Regions from separate parts of the Homo sapiens genome. Here region 1 is linked to region 2. A link is a loop called in an ENCODE intact Hi-C map of the cell type or tissue named here. Cell type or tissue: ovary. All regions are shown on one strand. Links, peaks and the distances in the headings refer to the core of each region. The heading gives the core; the rest is flanking DNA. Region 1 overlaps ZNF366 (zinc finger protein 366). Region 2 holds the start of LOC102503427 (a long non-coding RNA gene).

Region 1 (5,372 bases), core at 80-5,079, 100 kb before region 2:
ACACTGGCTTTGCCCCCTGACCTAACCCTATATTTCAGGAACGTTTTCTGCCTGGTTTTACCACTGCTACTGGACCAGAATTGATGAGGTGGAGGTAGGAGATGGCTGAACTTGACAGATGTGAATTTTCAGGGGATTATAAACTATGTTAATGGCTCTCTTCATATTTTAGCAACTTGACTCCACCACTATCAGTTGATAAGATTAAAAATTCAGTTAATGCTTGAAGCCCAAGAGTAAACTCAACACAAGGAATGAAGAATGGCAAAGAGACCTGCTTGAACCTCCATTGTAGGAGACAGTAAACCCTTTGCAAGAAGAAACAGCTCTGTGAAATGTGAAGTGCTCTGGGGGCTCAGTGAAGTGGGAAGGAAATGAAAGAAGTCCCTAAAGAGAGAGAGAAGAGGAGGCCGTGGAGTCCATCGCTGCATGCAGCCAAGGCCTCACTTCATGGGCATACAACACAAGGTCCCATAGTCAGAAAGCTCCTGAGTTTGGCTTAATGCTCTGCTTCCATCATCTTTAACTCCTGGTAATGTTTGAACAAGGAGCCTTGCATTTCCATTTTGCATTGAGTCCTGAAAAATATGTGGCCTGTGCTGCATGAAGCTGATTCTTGCTTTAGACGGATGTAAATTGACTTTCGAACCACTGGGAATATGAAGAAAAGGAGGGGAAACAGAAGTGGGTGGCAGGAAAAGGGCTGGAGGGAGAAGCCTCCCTCTCCCACCTCTGGACAATGCCCACACAGGTCTAGGGAAGCTCTGGTGTCTGACCCCTCACCCCTTCCAAGAGTTGCCAACACAGGAAAGAAGTCAGCTTCACAGGGGATTCCTTCAAGTGGGGCCACACTGCAGAGGTATTAAAGCAGGAACAGTCCCTGGAAACAGGGAACCCCACTTCAGGAATATAGATCAGCAGAGTATCATTTGAACCCGATTAGGTACCCAGTAGCAGAGAGAAAAAACCTCCATTTCAAACAGAAGGGCTGTAACGATATCTGAATGTGGTAATTTCCCTCTTCTTCCCCCTCAGCCTTCTTCATGACCGGATGACACTTGGCCAGTACATCACTCGGATTAAACCCAGTCATGGCCAATGCTCTCTCCTCATTTTAGAAGTAGAGAGAGGAAACACTCTTGTGGGGTGGGGACAGCCTCGGGGAGCCGGAGCATTTCTGAGTAATGCCCGTCAGCGCCTTGGGTTTTACAAATCTCCAGCTCACACGTTTTCTCGGCTGATGAAATACAAACCCAACCAAATTAGTCTAACAGATATTTTAACAAAGATGCTCCATCCCTGTGCTACATGGCACTTAGCAATAGGTGAAAGGCACTTGAAGTGACTGTGCTCGCAGTTATTCCACAGCCCCAGCAAGCATTTCTGAGGGCCTCTGAGGGGCTAGCTTTGGAATCCCTCTCACCGTCTCTAGGAGGCCTGCCCTCAAACTAAACATATGGCTCAGCCCAAGTGTCAAGAGGCAAGGAGAGGAGAGGAGGTGGCGGTGGGTGGGGGGGAAGCTGTGCTAGAAGCTTCTCTGACTCTTTTCTATGTCCTGCTCATTGCCTTGTAAGGAGAAGAAGGCTAAACTTGCCTTCTCCTCTCTAGAACAAAGGCTCTCCACATTACTTGCATCCTTTAACAGCCTCCTTCTCCAAAAGGGCCTTCCACCCTCAGACCTTTCCCTAGTGCCTGGCTCTACCCCTGGGCATGGATGCCACAGTGAGACAAATAGGGCAGGCTCCTTAGGGACCTCCAGCCTGGCATGATGTAAGTGGGGCGTGCAGAGAGGGATAGAGTGGCAGATGGGACCTGGGGTTGGCCACGGACCTACTCTGAGCCCCCGTAGCCCCACTGATGAAACAGAGTAGAAGGCTCCCTGGGGACCCTTTCCCATCAGGCATTTGCACAACCCTCTGGTTCCTCTCTAGTCCCACTGCCCACCTTGCATTTGAAAGGCTTCACGTCAGAGTGGACGATCATGTGTGCCTTGAGGGTCTGCTTCTGCACGAAGCTCTTGTAGCAGAGGTGACACTGGTAGGCGCGGATGTTGGTGTGGATCAGCACGTGTCGCTTCATGTTGGCCAGCAGGGTGAACTCCCGCCCACAAATCCCACACTTATGCTCCTTCACACCCTGCAGGGAGGCAAGATTCAGAAAAGTGGTGATTGACAGGTAACATGCTTTCATCAGGATCATAGGCTTCATTTTCCTCTCTGCCACATAAATCCACAAAGAGCTTGGTGATAGATGTTGAGTTTCAAATGGTGTAGCTTCAGCCTTGTTAAATTACTATTTTCTTGAAAAGTGTTGATTATATAACCTTTTTTTTCCTTCTGAAAACCATAAACTAGCCAGACTATTAGAGGAAAAGAAAGCTCTTGCTTTTGTTGTTCCAGCTGCTGCTGGGGTTAAGTCTCCAGTGATAGTTCTTGAGGATTAACAGGCTTTTAGTAAGAGCACTATGGGCTGATATGCAATATGAGTCCATAATCCAGCTTTCATGATAATGAAAAAAAAATCTTCCAAAATGATATTATCATTTCCCTTATGGAAACCAATGTTCTCTTGGGTTCTCATTAATGGACTTGAAAATCCCAGAACAACTTATATCCACACTGCAGTAAATTACAACTTAAATTACAACTTGATAATCACCCTCTCAAGTTGGTCCCCTGGGTTCCCACAGGCCACACTGACCTCCACAATGACATGGTTATGGAGCCTTCCCTAAGCCAGCTCCTTCTTATAAAGAAATTTGGCAAGAGGTAGCTTTCTGAATTAAGGAACAGGACAGGAGGCTTTCTTGTTTCCTTGCTGTGCATGAAGGTGTGTTTGAACCAAGGCCCTTAATTGAGAGCATTTCCAGGGACTCACAGCTTGAGCCGGGCATTCACTAATCCTGACTATCCATTGCTTCCCCACAAAGGCCTTTGCAAGAGGTCTTGACCCTGAATGACTTTTGGGAAGAAAAATTTAGAGAACCAGGGCACTAAACTGAAGGTTATCATAGGATTAGAACAAGTTACTTAGTTAACAACTGTACCTGATGAAATCCATATTGCCTGGTATTCATAGTGGCTGAAGGAGGGAAGGAGGGATTCCAAGCTCATCTCTGACTCTCTCTGTCTATGTTTCCATTTCTTTACTTTGAGGCATGGTAAGAAAGAACCACTCTGCAGTTCTGGTGGGCCCATGGTACTAAATGGTGGATTCAGGTCTCTGCCCAGCTGTTTACTGGCTGTAAAACCTTAGATGAGTCGTGTGGCCTTTTTTAGTGAAGGCTTCTCATCACAAGATGAAGTGGTGGGTCATGAGAACCCTGGGGTTCTTTCTAACTCAAGCACTGTCTAGTCCAGATGATGGTACATGAGTATGCATTTATGTTAATAAGGAGACCTAGAAATCAACCTCCTTTAGAAATTAAATTTTGATTCTGCCTATGGAGATGAATCTTTAAAATGTAGTGCATATTCAAACACTGAGTTTAAGATTATAAAATTAATGAAAAACATTTTCTTAATGGATTTTAAATTTTATTTTAGCATCTTTCTTTTTTTTTTTTTTTTTTTTTTGAGACGGAATCTCACTCTGTTGCCCAGGCTGGAGTGCAGTGGCGTGGTCTCGGCTCACTGCAAGCTCCGCCTCCTGGGTTCACGCCATTCTCCTGCCTCAGCCTTCCGAGTAGCTGGAACTACAGGTACCCGCCACCATGCCCGGCTAATTTTTTGTATTTTTAGTAGAGACGGGGTTTCACCGTGTTAGCCAGGATGGTCTCGATCTCCTGACCTTGTGATCCGCCCGTCTCGGCCTCCCAAAGTGCTGGGATTACAGGCGTGAGCCACCGCGCCCGGCCAGCATCTTTCTTCTCTCAAGATTTTCTCTGGGCTTGGATCTGATCCATTTGTCCTGAAACCAAGGAGACGTTTCTGCTTATCACTGTTTTCAGAATTCTTTAAAGAGAATTCTGTGTCCAAAGTAAGATTCACCTGTGGGCTGGCCTAGAATGCAAATGAGCAGGAGCCTGGACACAACTTTAAGGCAACAAAGGAAGCTGTTGTCTCTCTGATAGGATCAGTGGAATCACAGAGTCGGAGCCTGTCAGGTGGTCAGGGGTGCGAACAGGGAAGCAGGTGGAAAAGAGGAAGTGTTCACTGTAGAGTGGCCAAGGCACAGGTGCCTGTGTCAGAGATTCCTGAGTGACCTCCCATGCCTCAGTGTCTTCAACTGCAGATCGGGAGTAGCTCTTAGAGTTGTTGAGAAGTAAATGAGGATTAAATGAAGAGTGAAACACCTGTCATATAGCAAGTGTTCAACAAATACTACCTCTCACTGTTTGCTGACACCTCTCATTAAAGTGTATTTTGTTTTAATTAAAATTCAAATGAAACTTATTTCAGACACCAGGCTGTTTCTCCCATTTTGACTTCATTTTCTACCATCTTACAGGATCTTCATATGCTCTAAAATGCACTTTTGATTCCTTTCCCACATATAAAGGAGCCCCTGAAGTTAGCGAATGGTCCCCTTTACGGCTGAATCCCAGTCTGGGTCCTTTGTTGATGGTTCCTGCACTTGGCAGGCGACTCCCCTCTGGATAGTATCTACAGGTACCTTTTGTAGGGCAGGAGCTGTTTGTGCAGAGCCCACAAGGCAGCCACACATTTCATCTCTGTGGCAGAGCCAGAAAATACCCTGTGTTTTGTCCTAACCTAAGAAGTGAAACGTATTATAGCACAGCAGAAACATTATCTTGGCTGGGCAAAGTCCTCTCCTGACCTTTCAGAATTAAAGAATGCTTTAGAAACTCTGGCTTGCTAGAAGTCTTTCCTGCCAAGAAAACCACTTGAGGTTAAGGGTGTGAGAGTGGGAGTCAGTGGGGGCAAAACTCCCTCTCGGAGGCTCAGAGCAGGTTCCATACTTTAGCTGGGGTAAGATTTCAGGAACACCACTAGGGCCTTGTTTTAGTTCAGCCTGAATGACTCCAGGGCTATGGTTGCAAACTGGGCTGAACTCAGACTCTTGGGCCTGTATTTCCCCTTGAAGACCTGAGCACAGAGAAGATCAAACAAAACCAAACAGAGAAGGATGCTTTCTCATGCCTCCTACAATGTAAACCACAGGGCACTTCACCCAGCTAGGCACGGGTCCAACGCAGGGAGGTATAGGCCCTGCCGGCCTCAGCCAAGCTCTGCTTCCCTTGGAGAACTTGCATATGAAGCAGGTCTCACAGTTGAGGGAGAAAACAATCCAAAAAGTTTTCCACTGCTTCAACAGTACAAGACGAAGAGAATTATCCAGAAGGTGCTCCCTGGCACATCCCAGGCACAGAGCTGATCTAGGGTCTGATGACTTACTCATGCTAGTGCCTT
Region 2 (5,372 bases), core at 207-5,206:
TAGATTATTCACTATGGATATGATGTATTCCAGAAAGATCATACGGAACTCTTATCAGCTGATCTAGAACCAAAGCACAGGTCTTAGCTTTCCATGAAAAACTGACAATTGAATTTATATGTATATGTATTTATATGAATTTATATGTTTACATATTAACTTCAGGTATATGTACAATTAAAATGTTTTAGGTAGTAGTTTTTTTATTTGTTTTTTTTTTTGTTTTTTTTTTTTTTGAGATGGAGTCTCACTCTGTCGCCCAGGCTGGAGTGCAATGGCACGATCTCGGCTCACTGCAACCTCTGCCTCTTGGGTTCACGCCATTCTCCTGCCTCAGCCTCCTGAGTAGCTGGGACTACAGGTGCCCACCACCATGCCCGGCTAATTTTTTGTATTTTTAGTAGAGATGGGGTTTCACTGTGTTAGCCAGGATGGTCTGGTAGTAGTCTTTTTTATTATTATTCTCTTTAGTAGCTGCCAGCCATCAGTGCAGTCAGATTAAGCAGGACTTCTGCTGCAATTTTAATCCTTCCTGCCCCTCCCCACTCAGTAACTTGCTTAAGCACCAAATGTATAATAGGCACTAACAAACCCCTATTCCTTGACAACCCCAAAGGAGGTAAGCAGCCGAACAACAACAAACACCCTGTGCCCAAATAAGCTTCATGGCCCAATATTCCTCCACTGAGCCAACTGTTAGTAATAATGAACTCTAGCCAGTTCACTGTTAATTCCAAGAAAGAAAATAATGTGATCTCTTGCTTTGAATTCATTGTCAAAATATTTGGCATGCTTTTAAATATCCCCCTAGACAGTAGGGAACCTGCCCTAAACATTGCCCTACCCCTGGAGATGGGGTAAGCGAAACAACAGAAAAAATGCAGAATAGTGATATTGCATTCTTTGCCCTGCCATCTAGTGTAATGGGTAAGAGCACAGATCCAGGGGCTGAGGCTCCTTGGCATTAACTTGCACAAGACCTTGACAGCTGCTTAATCTTTCTGAGTCTCAGTTTCCTCTTCTGTAAAATGGGTTGTTGTAAGAACTAAATGTAAATGAAGTCATGGATGAATGGCAAGATAAAGTTTTGTTTTCCCCTCACCCCCTTTTTTTCCTCCTCTAACCACCTGCCCATCAAGGAGATGGGGAGGGTGGAAAACACAGTAAAGAGAAGAAACTGTCCCTCTAACAATGCCTGGAGTATCTATAGAGCAGTCAACAATAACAAGAAACAGGTATGTGTTATGTTTGCTGCACTCTGAAGAAGAGGAAGGGCCTAAAACCTCCTCAGCATCTCATTGTAAGGCCCAGAGCAGGAGCGCCTTGAACCTCTTTACCAGAATGCAATCATTCATTCATTCGTGCAGTGAGTGCCATCTAGGTGCCAGGCATTGATTCTGACACAGCAGTGAACAAAATAAAGTCTCTACTCTCATGGAGCTTACATGACATTCTAGCTGAAGAAAAAACTAAAAGGTTACATGTGAAACCTATGCACGATACCTGTTACCTAGTAAGTACTCAATAAACACCAGCTATTTTAATTATTATTGTCATTATTATCAACCTGATTGCAAAATCTAATTCAGGATGGTTAAAATATGTCCCTTGACTAGTAGATAAATAGCTAGTTCCTACCCTAAACCTGGATCCATCTTCCATTAGCTTTCTCAGGAGTCAATCCGGGGATGCCAGTGCCTCTCCAAAGCACACAACTCCTCATTTTAGGGTTTTTTCCTCCCTTACCTTCCTACCTGTTTTCGGAAATCGGCACCATTTCGCAGCTCTCCAGAGGTTAGGAATGGAAGCAGGGGAAGTCAAAGCTGCAATGGTCTATTAAAGTGTGAATAACTGATGCCCCACCTCTCATCCTATTCAAGCAGTAAAAGACAGCCACCCTCTGCAAGGGTCTCCAGCTCTATGCACATGTATGAGCACAAGGAAGGGCCCGTGAGCTCATAGGCACAGCAGGCTAATCTGGGATTGCCTATTTCCTGCCAGCAGGTTTCCCCCTGGGGCCCACCCAGGCCACTCTCTTTAAAACTGGAATCCCCACACACTCATGCTGTTAGCTTGCTCTGTTTTTTAAAAATTACCTTCCAATATGTAATTCACTTATTTATTATGTTTGTTCTTTATTTTCTCTTTCCTCCATGATAATGTCAGTTCTTATGAGGGCAAAGATGTCTGTCAATTAGAACAATGTTTGTAACATATTAGGCACTTGGTAAATATTTGTTGAAGGAATGCATGAAAACCTCAGAGGAAAACGCTTTTTATCAATCCTGGTAGGGCTTTGTGGCACTTAACAAATGCTCCAAAAAGCCCTTCTCCCCGGCTGACGGGGCCGAGGCAGCAACCTGAGAGCAATGCCCCTTCTGCTTTCTGGGATTTGGGCTGTGTTGCCTGTTTGTCTTGTTTCTATTCTTTTAATCGCTCCCTTCCTGGGTTTTATATTGCACGCCCGGTCTTCCAGCGTCATGGTTACTGTAGTAAACAAACTGAAGGTCTGAATGCATCTTTTTCTCCCCCTGTAGCATGAAGAGCAGTTCGCGGTATCCGGTAGATAGGAAGCACAAATAGGTAATGAAACGGGGATTTGAAAGCGCCACCTTCAGTTGTAAGATCTAAGGGTGGACTGCGCGAGCTGAGGCCGGCAGAGCTGCGTGCAGGGCCGCTTTCCTGGGCCTCCTTCGCCTAGACAAGCAGGGCAGGGGTGAGGACAAAGGAGGGAAAAGGAGGGGAGCACGAGCTCTCTCCTTCCCTCCAGCCCCCACGTTAACTGGAAAAGGCAGCGTGTTCTGGGCCTTTCACGGCTAAAGCAGCAATAGGCGACCGACGAGGGAGGCGGGTGGAGAGGTGACTGGGAGCCTACAGTACGGAGCCAGGCGGAGGACAGAGCGAAGGGCGGCGGGGAGGGGCCCAGAGGGGCTGCTTCGGGCAGGGGCGGGCGCCTCCTCCTGGCCGCCCGCCAAGCATGCCCGGATCCCCTTAGCCGCGTCCCAACACATGGGCTTGCTTAACACTCTCTGAGAGAAGGAGGAGCCACCCCGCAGTGCTGTCTGGTCGCTTTTTCCCATTTTTGCTCCAGGATCCAGAGATTTGAGCAGGGGTGGGGTGAGGTGGGGTGGCAGGGTTCCTCCCCTTCCTTAGGCCCAGCCAGAGAGGGGCCCTGTCTCTCTGCTCCTTTCCTCGCCGTCGCCCTCTCTCTGCCAGGCTCTCCTGTTCGTCCTCCAGGGGCCCACGCTAGCCCCTCACCTCCCCTGAAGCCTTTTCTAACCGCTGCGGCCTCCGTGGTCCCCCACGCCTGTGTTCCTGTAGGACGTTTACAGTTCACACGATGTCTCATCTCTCGGTATATGTCTCCCAGGTAAATTGTGAAGCATAAAGAGCCATATGCTTTTTTTGCTTTAAGCAATTTTTTTTTCTGTAGTTTCTGTTGTAAGCAATAATCCTGCCCAGCCACTAATTGTGTGACCTCAGGAAAATCCTTTCTGAGTTTTCTCATATGCAAAATGAAATTTGTAAGGTCTCTTCCAGCTTTTAAATTCAGGGACTTTCCTGAACTAGAGAACTGGAAGTTGGATAGAGCTATTCTAGAACAGTGGTTTGGGGTCTAAATACATTGTTTCTGGGGGCCACGGGTAGGTGGCATCTGTGAGCTGCCCTCAGGAAGAGGGGCCAACAGTGACCCCGGGTTTCTTCTCTCCTGGACACTCACCACCTGCCTCAGTTCTTCTAAAACTGGGTCTCCGAGCCACACACGTATGACCACCCTGCCACTGGCTTAGACATGGGAAAAATCTCTTTTCCTGTAGTTCAATGCTGAAAGGAAGTCATTTTTCAGAGAGACACTTTGCTAGGAAATTATGAAGTACAAAAACACAAAACCGTAGAAGCATCCAATCAGAGCCCACATTCTTGTGAGGAACTTTAGTAAAAGGCAGACGCTAGCAGGCAAATTTTAGGCAACCTTGGGGCTCAGGTCATTTTTCTCAACTGAACCACGAAGACAAAGGAGGCCGCGCCAAAGACAGGCTCGCTGCTGCTACGCTGCGTATGTGGCCCCTTTCCTGGAGCCGGACAGAGAAGGAGCATGGGCTTCGGGATCATTCACGTGTGAATCTGACTCCAGTGTTGCCGTTTTCTGGCTGTCTGGCCTCGGACAAGCTTCTTAACTTCTCTGATTTTTGATTTCTTTTCTATTAAATAGGGATAATATCTTCTATCCCACTGGATTGAATGAATGTTAAATGAGAATGAATGTGTGTCATTCGGAGATATTAATTATAAACACAGAGCTTCTGTTGGTTTAAGCACAACAGCCGTTTATTAAGGGATGCTGAGGACCAGAATCCCTAGGAAGGCTGGGGAATCCAGCTTGGAAGCCATGAAGCCAGAAAGGCTTCTCAAATCCCATCACCAGATTCTCCTGCAGATTCTTCCTGCTGCAGCAGCTGGCATGGGCCTCACAGCTTGCACCACCTGTTCAGGCCTGCAAGGCATCTATTAGGGCTTCTGGCACTGCTGCTTCTGCTAACTGCGCTTTCTCAAGATACCATGTTCATTGCAGCATTGCCTTCCAAATCAAAGTCTTACACAACCTAATAGTTCTGACTGTTATTATTCCTGCAGGTCTGTCTCTGGTCCTGGGAAGGCCCACCCTCTTCAACCCATATTGTTTGATTCATTTGAGACAGCAATCCACCTGTTTTTAAGGCTGATTTTACCCTTGGGTGAAAGTCAGCTTTTTAAGGTCTTGTTCAGGAACAGAATGGTGTGACCTTGGCAGGAAGCACCAGTGTTCCCTGCAACCTCATCTCTTCTCCCCTACCCCTGATACAGCCTCAAGTTCACTAATTTGTCTTGTTTCCCCCTTCCTGCCCCCCGCCCGCCCCCGTGCTAAAGCCTATACTATCTTTAGGCCACCTAATAAATTCCCATTTCTTGCTTGAGTCAAGTTTGAGTTACCTGCTGAGCCACACCACCTGGCTGTTCTTTGATTCAATACACAAATGCCTCCAAGGCCTAGACCAGTGGTTCTCAGCTCTGGCTGTAAGTTAGAATCAAGGAGGAGTGAGGGGCTGGGCCTCAGGGACTCTCATTTAATAGATCTTGAGTGAGTCCAGATGTAGGTATTTTTGGCAGCTCCCTATTTAATTTGACCAGGGAAACTGTCTTCTAAAGTCCCATCACGGTTTTACTTACAGTGCCAGAAGCTTTAAGCAAGGAGTGAACATCAAAAGTACAATATCGAACAAGAGTGGAAGAGGGTAATATTCTCCCACTTTCTGATAACTATCTTTAAATACTAACTTTTGAATTAAGCATTTTGCAAGTAGAGGCTACAAATTAGCCTTTTCGGGTCATTT

What was found. Hi-C counts contacts between places; a loop is a spot of excess contacts. Peaks named below come from ENCODE experiments on the same cell type or tissue, not always from the same donor. Only the 100,000 strongest peaks of a DNase experiment are listed, where the experiment ranks them.
Region 1: it touches region 2 in a loop (3-fold over the local background); 2 of 110 quality-filtered maps call a loop at or near these places.

What each region holds. Positions count from the first base shown.
Region 1 is chr5:72,454,460-72,459,831 of GRCh38, forward strand. ZNF366 (zinc finger protein 366) reads right to left here. Exons shown (of 5, transcript NM_152625.3): 3 at 1,945-2,136. Among named protein-coding and RNA genes, the nearest start is that of ZNF366, 50 kb to the right of the region's middle. RefSeq lists an enhancer at 5,054-5,203. In ovary, for the core only: no CTCF peak of the experiment used is centred there; no DNase peak of the experiment used is centred there.
Region 2 is chr5:72,554,084-72,559,455 of GRCh38, forward strand. It overlaps LOC102503427 (a long non-coding RNA gene), which reads left to right and starts at 2,994. Exons shown (of 4, transcript NR_105008.1): 1 at 2,994-3,370. RefSeq lists a silencer at 2,555-2,604. In ovary, for the core only: no CTCF peak of the experiment used is centred there; DNase peaks (open chromatin) are centred at 2,389, 3,098 and 3,148; H3K4me3 peaks cover 882 bases; H3K27ac peaks cover 1,905 bases.